2 separate regions of the Homo sapiens genome follow, and region 1 is linked to region 2. Evidence: read pairs that join two places in POLR2A ChIA-PET (ENCODE). Cell type or tissue: B cell. All regions are shown on one strand. Links, peaks and the distances in the headings refer to the core of each region. The heading gives the core; the rest is flanking DNA. Region 1 overlaps ZNF710 (zinc finger protein 710). Region 2 overlaps SEMA4B (semaphorin 4B).

The links. ChIA-PET counts read pairs that join two places held together with the same protein. Peaks named below come from ENCODE experiments on the same cell type or tissue, not always from the same donor. Only the 100,000 strongest peaks of a DNase experiment are listed, where the experiment ranks them.
Region 1: POLR2A ChIA-PET joins it to region 2 with 5 read pairs; 2 of 35 experiments call an interaction of 5 or more read pairs at or near these places.

What each region holds. Positions count from the first base shown.
Region 1 is chr15:90,058,143-90,061,047 of GRCh38, forward strand. The region is part of intron 1 of ZNF710 (zinc finger protein 710); the gene reads left to right. Among named protein-coding and RNA genes, the nearest start is that of ZNF710-AS1, 23 kb to the right of the region's middle. RefSeq lists enhancers at 761-1,472, 1,298-1,417, 1,538-1,597, 1,608-1,657. In B cell, for the core only: no CTCF peak of the experiment used is centred there; DNase peaks (open chromatin) are centred at 349, 603 and 1,589; H3K4me3 peaks cover 510 bases; H3K27ac peaks cover 2,500 bases.
Region 2 is chr15:90,212,715-90,215,619 of GRCh38, forward strand. All of the region lies in intron 1 of SEMA4B (semaphorin 4B), which reads left to right. Among named protein-coding and RNA genes, the nearest start is that of SEMA4B, 13 kb to the left of the region's middle. RefSeq lists a silencer at 1,923-2,217. In B cell, for the core only: a CTCF peak has its summit at 1,992 (motif pointing right); DNase peaks (open chromatin) are centred at 664, 1,277 and 2,217; H3K4me3 peaks cover 1,653 bases; H3K27ac peaks cover 2,500 bases.

The DNA.
Region 1 (2,905 bases), core at 210-2,709, 150 kb before region 2:
CTGTGGGAGGGGCTCTCTCACCTGGGAGGGCGTCAGGTGAGAAAGCACTCAGAGCTCCTGGGCCTGAGCTCCTGGGGACTCTGCCATTAGCAGGGGAAGGCAAGGAAGAAGGCACTTGGGGTGGGGAGGGCCCTCTGGCTTGATTCACCGGACAAGGTCAGGTCACTGAGAGTGTGCATCTGCTCTTGCTAACTAATTTGGAGAGGCCCTTCCCTATGCTGCCTGGACACCACCCCAAGGAGGAGGCAGGACTGTCCTGGGAGTGAGGTGCTCAGAGAAGAGCAAAGCCTTGGTAGAACTCTCAGGCAAGAGTTTCACTCTCCATCTCACTTACCGCATTCAGTCTTGGTCCCTTGGCGACTGTCAGTTTCCTTCTCTTCCCTTTTCTGTACGCTGGTGTCTTTCTCTAGAGACACTCCCGTGCTGGGCCCCCTCTGTTCCTCTGCAGTCACTGTCCTGTGGGTGGCCTGGCTGTCAGGGGAGATGATCCACAGTGTGATTATTGTATCAGTCAGGGTTCTAGAGTAAGAAATAGAACCAGTAGGAGACACTATATATTTATATATATATATATATACACACATATACACACACACGTACACAGAGAGGTCTCTTTTAAGGAATTGGCTCCTGTGATTGTGGGGGCTGGCAAGTCCAAAATCTGCAGGGCAGACCCGGGGGCTGGAAACTCAGCAAGATTCATAAGTTACAGTCTCAAGGCAGAATTCTTTCTCTGGGAAGCCTCAATGTTTGCCCTTAAGGCCTTCAACTGATTGATGCCCACCCACATTATGGAGGGTCATCTGCTTTTCTTAAAGTCAACCGATTGTAAATGTGAGTCACATCTACAGGATACCTTCATAGCAACATCTAGCTTAGCCAAGCACACAGCCGGGCACCATAGCTTAGCCAAGATGACGCATATGATTTACCACGACAGTGATGGTCTCAGGCTGAGAGAGGGTCCTCATCCTGTCCTCATGTACTTCAAGGGAAGCAGTGCTTGCACTAAATCCTCAAAGATGATGGGAAATTCACCCAGTTCGAGGGAAGGGCAGTCCTGGCAGGGGAATCAGCCTGTGCAGAGGCCCCAAGGTAGGAAACATCGGTGAGTTGGGGGCAGAGGGGCAGTGGAGCCTGCCTGGGAGCCATCTTGGGCAGCAAATGAAGGCATGGGCAGTGCATCCCGCCTACCAAAAGGCTGTGGGGGCTGCGGGGCCGGAGACCTGCATTCTAGCCCTTGCTCCCCCACCGTCTCACTGTGTGACCTTGGACCATTCCCTTCCCCTCCCTGGGCCTCAGTTTCCTCATCTGTTAACAGGGCCGGGTATGGTGCGCATCACGGGGGTTTGTGGGTTGGTGGCCCTGTGTCAGGGGCCCAGCCACTCTGACTCCCAGAGGTGGGGCTCAGTGAATCTGTCCACAGAGAAAGGGGAAGCAAGGCAGAGACAGGATCGCAGGAGGAAGAGACTCTCGAACTTCCCCTGCCCCTCCCCCGTGCCGGCGGCAGCTCCCTGGGCCTCTGGCTCCTGAGGCCTGTGGGCTGGGCAGAAGTGAGACTGTGGCAAGGGGCCCCGAGGCACAGGCCTTCCAGCTCTCGCTTCCTCTTCCCTTCTGCGCATGTGAGTAGAGTTTCCCTTGAAGCCTCCTGCGAGGAGGACAACAGGGGAAACCAAGAGGCTGGTTTCCTTAGGCGGTGAAATCCCGTGCATGTTTTTCACAGCGGGTGTACAGGCCTGGAACTTCCTCTTCTCCTCCCACCTGGTTACCTGTCCCGCCCACTCCAGCTTCAGCCTCTCCAGCCCCAGGGCCCTGGACTCCAAGGGGCAAAAGGCCCAGAGCCACATCCTGGAGGGCTTGAATGCCAGACCCAGGGTCAGGAGCCCCCTCCCCGCTCTTGCTCTGTTGGGTCCTGAACTGCCTCCACGGAAGCCAGTCCTCAGTCCCTGTCCCCACCCCACCCCACCCCCATACTGCAGCCCCCGCCTCCCAGAGATCCGGGTGCTTCATGTGGACTGAGCTTACGCAAGTCAACTCCCCAAGGGTGAGAACTTTAATTTGCCCCTTCTATCTACCCACAAGCAAGCACCTAATAGGTTTAGTAAATGTGCATTAAATCAGTGGCTCAAGCCTGGCACAGTGGCTTAGGCCTGTCATCCCAGCACTTTGGGAGGCCAAGGTGAGAAGATCGCTTGACCCCAGAAGTTCAAGACCAGCCTGGGCAACTTAGCAAGACTCCACCTCTACAAAAACAATGTAAAATTAGACAGGTGTGGTGGCACATGCCTTTAGTCCCACCTACTTGGGAGGCTGAGGCAGGAGGATTGCCTGAGCCCAGGAGTTTGAGGCTGCAGTGAGCTATGATGGCACCACTGCACTCCAGCCTGGACAATAGAGGAAGGCCCATCTCTTAAAAAAATAAAAAGTCAGGCCGGGCGCAGTAGCTCACGCCTGTAATCCCAGCACTCTGGGAGGACGAGGCAGGTGGATCACCTGAGGTCAGGAGTTCGAGACCAGCCTGGCCAACATGGTGAACACCTTGTCTCTATTAAAAATATAAAAAATTAGCCGAGCATGGTGGTGGGCGCCTGTAATCCCAGCTACTTTGGAGGCTGAGGCAGGAGAATTGCTTGAACCCAGGAGGCAGAGGTTGCAGTGATCCAGTATTGCTCCACCGCACTCCAGACTGAGCAACAGAGCAAGACACTGTCTCAAAAAATAAATAAATAAATAAAAAGTCAGAGGTTCAGCTGCAGGGCTGGAGACTGCAGTCTCTGAGCAACCTGGTGATTCAAGGCCAAGATGAGGAGCCAACAGGCAAGCCTGCCTTCCAGGATAAGTTCGAGGCACTGCTGAGGCTGTGTCAGGGAGTATGGGCTCACTGGACCTTCAGGAAATAGTCATC
Region 2 (2,905 bases), core at 172-2,671:
TGGAGGTGACCCAAGCACCTGGGCCCTTAGACAGTAACACCACTCACACCGAGCACAGACCAGCTCGCGCCCACAACACGAGCCTGTGACACGCAAGTCTCTGTTTCTGAGCTGATGCCGTCTGGCTTTGGCCATGAGACCCTCGTGTGACCAGGTGCGTGCCTAAGTTAGAATCGCCCAGGCTAAGTTCGTGAACCCCCTGGATGAGGGAGGCCCGACTCCCGCAAGGAGCCCTGCCCTTCTGCCAGCTCTCACCGGGCCGGATTTTCCTGCGGGGCTTTTGGATTTTGTTTTTGAGTCACTCATTGAGTGTTGGTCGCGTGCCAGACACCATGCCACACTGCAAACCATGTGCAACGTTGTTTTAGCAAAGCTGTCTCAGTAAATGTGGGTTATTATGTATATTATTATTTACATACGTAATCTCATTTTTTCTAATAACAACCCCATGAGGCAAAGTGTTATTATTTTCCCCATTTTACAGATAAGGAAAACGGGGCTTTGAGAGGTTAAGTGGCGTGTCCTGGTGGCACACAGCCAGTAAGTGGTAGAGGATGGCTTTGAACCCAGGTCTCTAACTCTACTCTGCACACCATGGCTTTCAGTCTGACTCTCAGGGCAGAGAGATGAGGCAAGTGTGGAAGGGAAGCCCCAGAAGGGGAAAGCCTGGTTAAGGGGCCCTTCACCCCCCTCTCCAAGGCACATTCCCCTTTCTGTCCCTTTGTCGTTTCATTCACTCTACTCCCAGCATGGCTGGAGGGCTTGTGGCTGGCTCGTTTGGAGGCCTGGGCTGAACCAGGGACTGGCTGGTCTATAGGTTTCCCCTCCAGCCGGCTGCACTCTGTAGTGCCCGAGGCAGGTTTCCACCCCTTCTCCCAGGCGTAAGTGGGATTGAGTTGCCACCTGGGACTGAGGCTTATCTCTGACTCTTGGCATTTCTTTGTCTGGACAGATTCCAAGGGCGGTCTGCTGCCCAGACTTACAGGGCCTGCCCAGGTGGAAACGCTCTTTTGCAGGTAGATAAGCACGGGCAACCAGCTTATCTGAACCAGCCCTTGCTTCCAGAGAACTATGGAAAAATCCAAAAGATAAGAAGGGACCGCAGTGTCTGTCTTGGTCTCACTCCTCTTGAGACTCCTGTGATCTTTATATGTCTCATTCCTCCCGTGACATGTATGAGAAACTGCAGCTCATTGAGACGATGTCTCTGCTGCCTGACAGAAGGGCCTACTTGAGGGCCGGGCTCGGTGGCTCAGCCACCTGACCCCCGTCATCCTGTTAACTAGTGTCACCCCCACCCGAGGGCTTCCTTCCCCATTTGCTGCCAGGTGTAAAGCTGAGCTTCGGCTGGGCGCGGTGGCTCAGGCCTATAATCCCAGCACTTTGGGAGGCTGAGGCAGGCGGATCACCTGAAGTCAGGAGTACGAGAGACCAGCCTGGCCAACATGATGAAACCCTGACTTTACTGAAAATACAAAAATTAGCTGGGCATGGTGGCAGGCACCTGTAATCCCAGCTTCTTGGGAGGCTGAGGCAGGAGAATCGCTTGAACCTGAGAGGTGTAGGTTGCACCATTGCACTCCAGCCTGGACAACAAGAGAGAAACTCCGTCTCAAAAAAAAAAAAAAAAAAGGGCTGAGCTGCTGGGCGTGGTGGCTCACGCCTGTAATCCCAGCACTTTGGGAGGCCGAGGCGGGTGGATCACATGAGGTCAGGAGTTCAAGACCAGCCTGACCAACATGGAGAAACCCCGTCTCTACTAAAAATACTTTGCCGGGCGTGGTGACATATGCCTGTAATCCCAGCTACTCAGGAGGCTGAGGCAGGAGAATCGCTTGAACCTGGGAGGCGGAGGTTGCGGTGAGCCAAGATTGTGCTATTGCACTCCAGCCTGGGCAACAACAGCAAAACACCATCTCAAAAAAAAAAAAAAAAAAAAAGGCTGAGCTTCCCCCAAATGGCTGATATGTGTTCCTCCTTATGGACATTGAGGATGGAGTAGCTTCATTTCCCATTTTTCTTTGGCCACCAGGAGGCCCAGCACTAAAGGCTCAGCCCTTCTCTACCAGCTGTGCGAAGACTCATTGACCTACTCGTGAATTTTTACTTCCTTGCTGATGGAGATGTTTTTCTTCAGATTTGGGTTTTCTCTGCTCCTGATTTTAATGTTTATATTTCACTACTTTCTTTTCTTCATGTCTCCCCACCCTTTATGGAACCAGGCTGGGGGTATGTAAAAACACTCCACAGGTAAACACACATGAAGTCATCTTCACAGCTGCTTGATTGGGCGTGTTGCACTTTTTGCTTCCTCAGCTTCGTGAGACTGTTTGTGTGGTCATAACCCACTGGTCCGCTACAACGTGCCTGAGGGTGGTCAGGGTGCTGCTCTTTGCTTGTTTTTGTGTTCTCATCAGCTGCTTAGAATTTTAAAAATAATTTCTCTCCAAACCCTTTAGTTACCCAAAGCATAAACAGTACCCTGGTGGGTAAGTGTGTGTGTGTTTCTTTTTTTTTTTCTTTGATTTATATATTTCACATTATATAAGGATAACCTGCTTATTAGAGAATCTAAAAATGATAACAAGTAAAAAAGAAAAGAAAGCTACCTGTAATTCTACCAGGGAGCCCATGTTTTAGTGTTTTGTGATACATCCTTCTGGATTTTTTTCCTATGCTTATATTTTTCCCACAAAAAATAGAATTTGACCATACATACTAAATATAACCTGAATTTTCACTTCATGGTAGATAATTCGTGTCTTTCCTTGTTGTTATTCTGCAAAAACAAAAGCTACTTAAAATGTGTACCAAGGTCTGGGCGCAGTGGCCCACACCTGTAATCCCAGCACTTCGGGAGGCTGAGGCAGGCGGATTGCTTGAAGCCAGGAGTTCGAGACCAGCC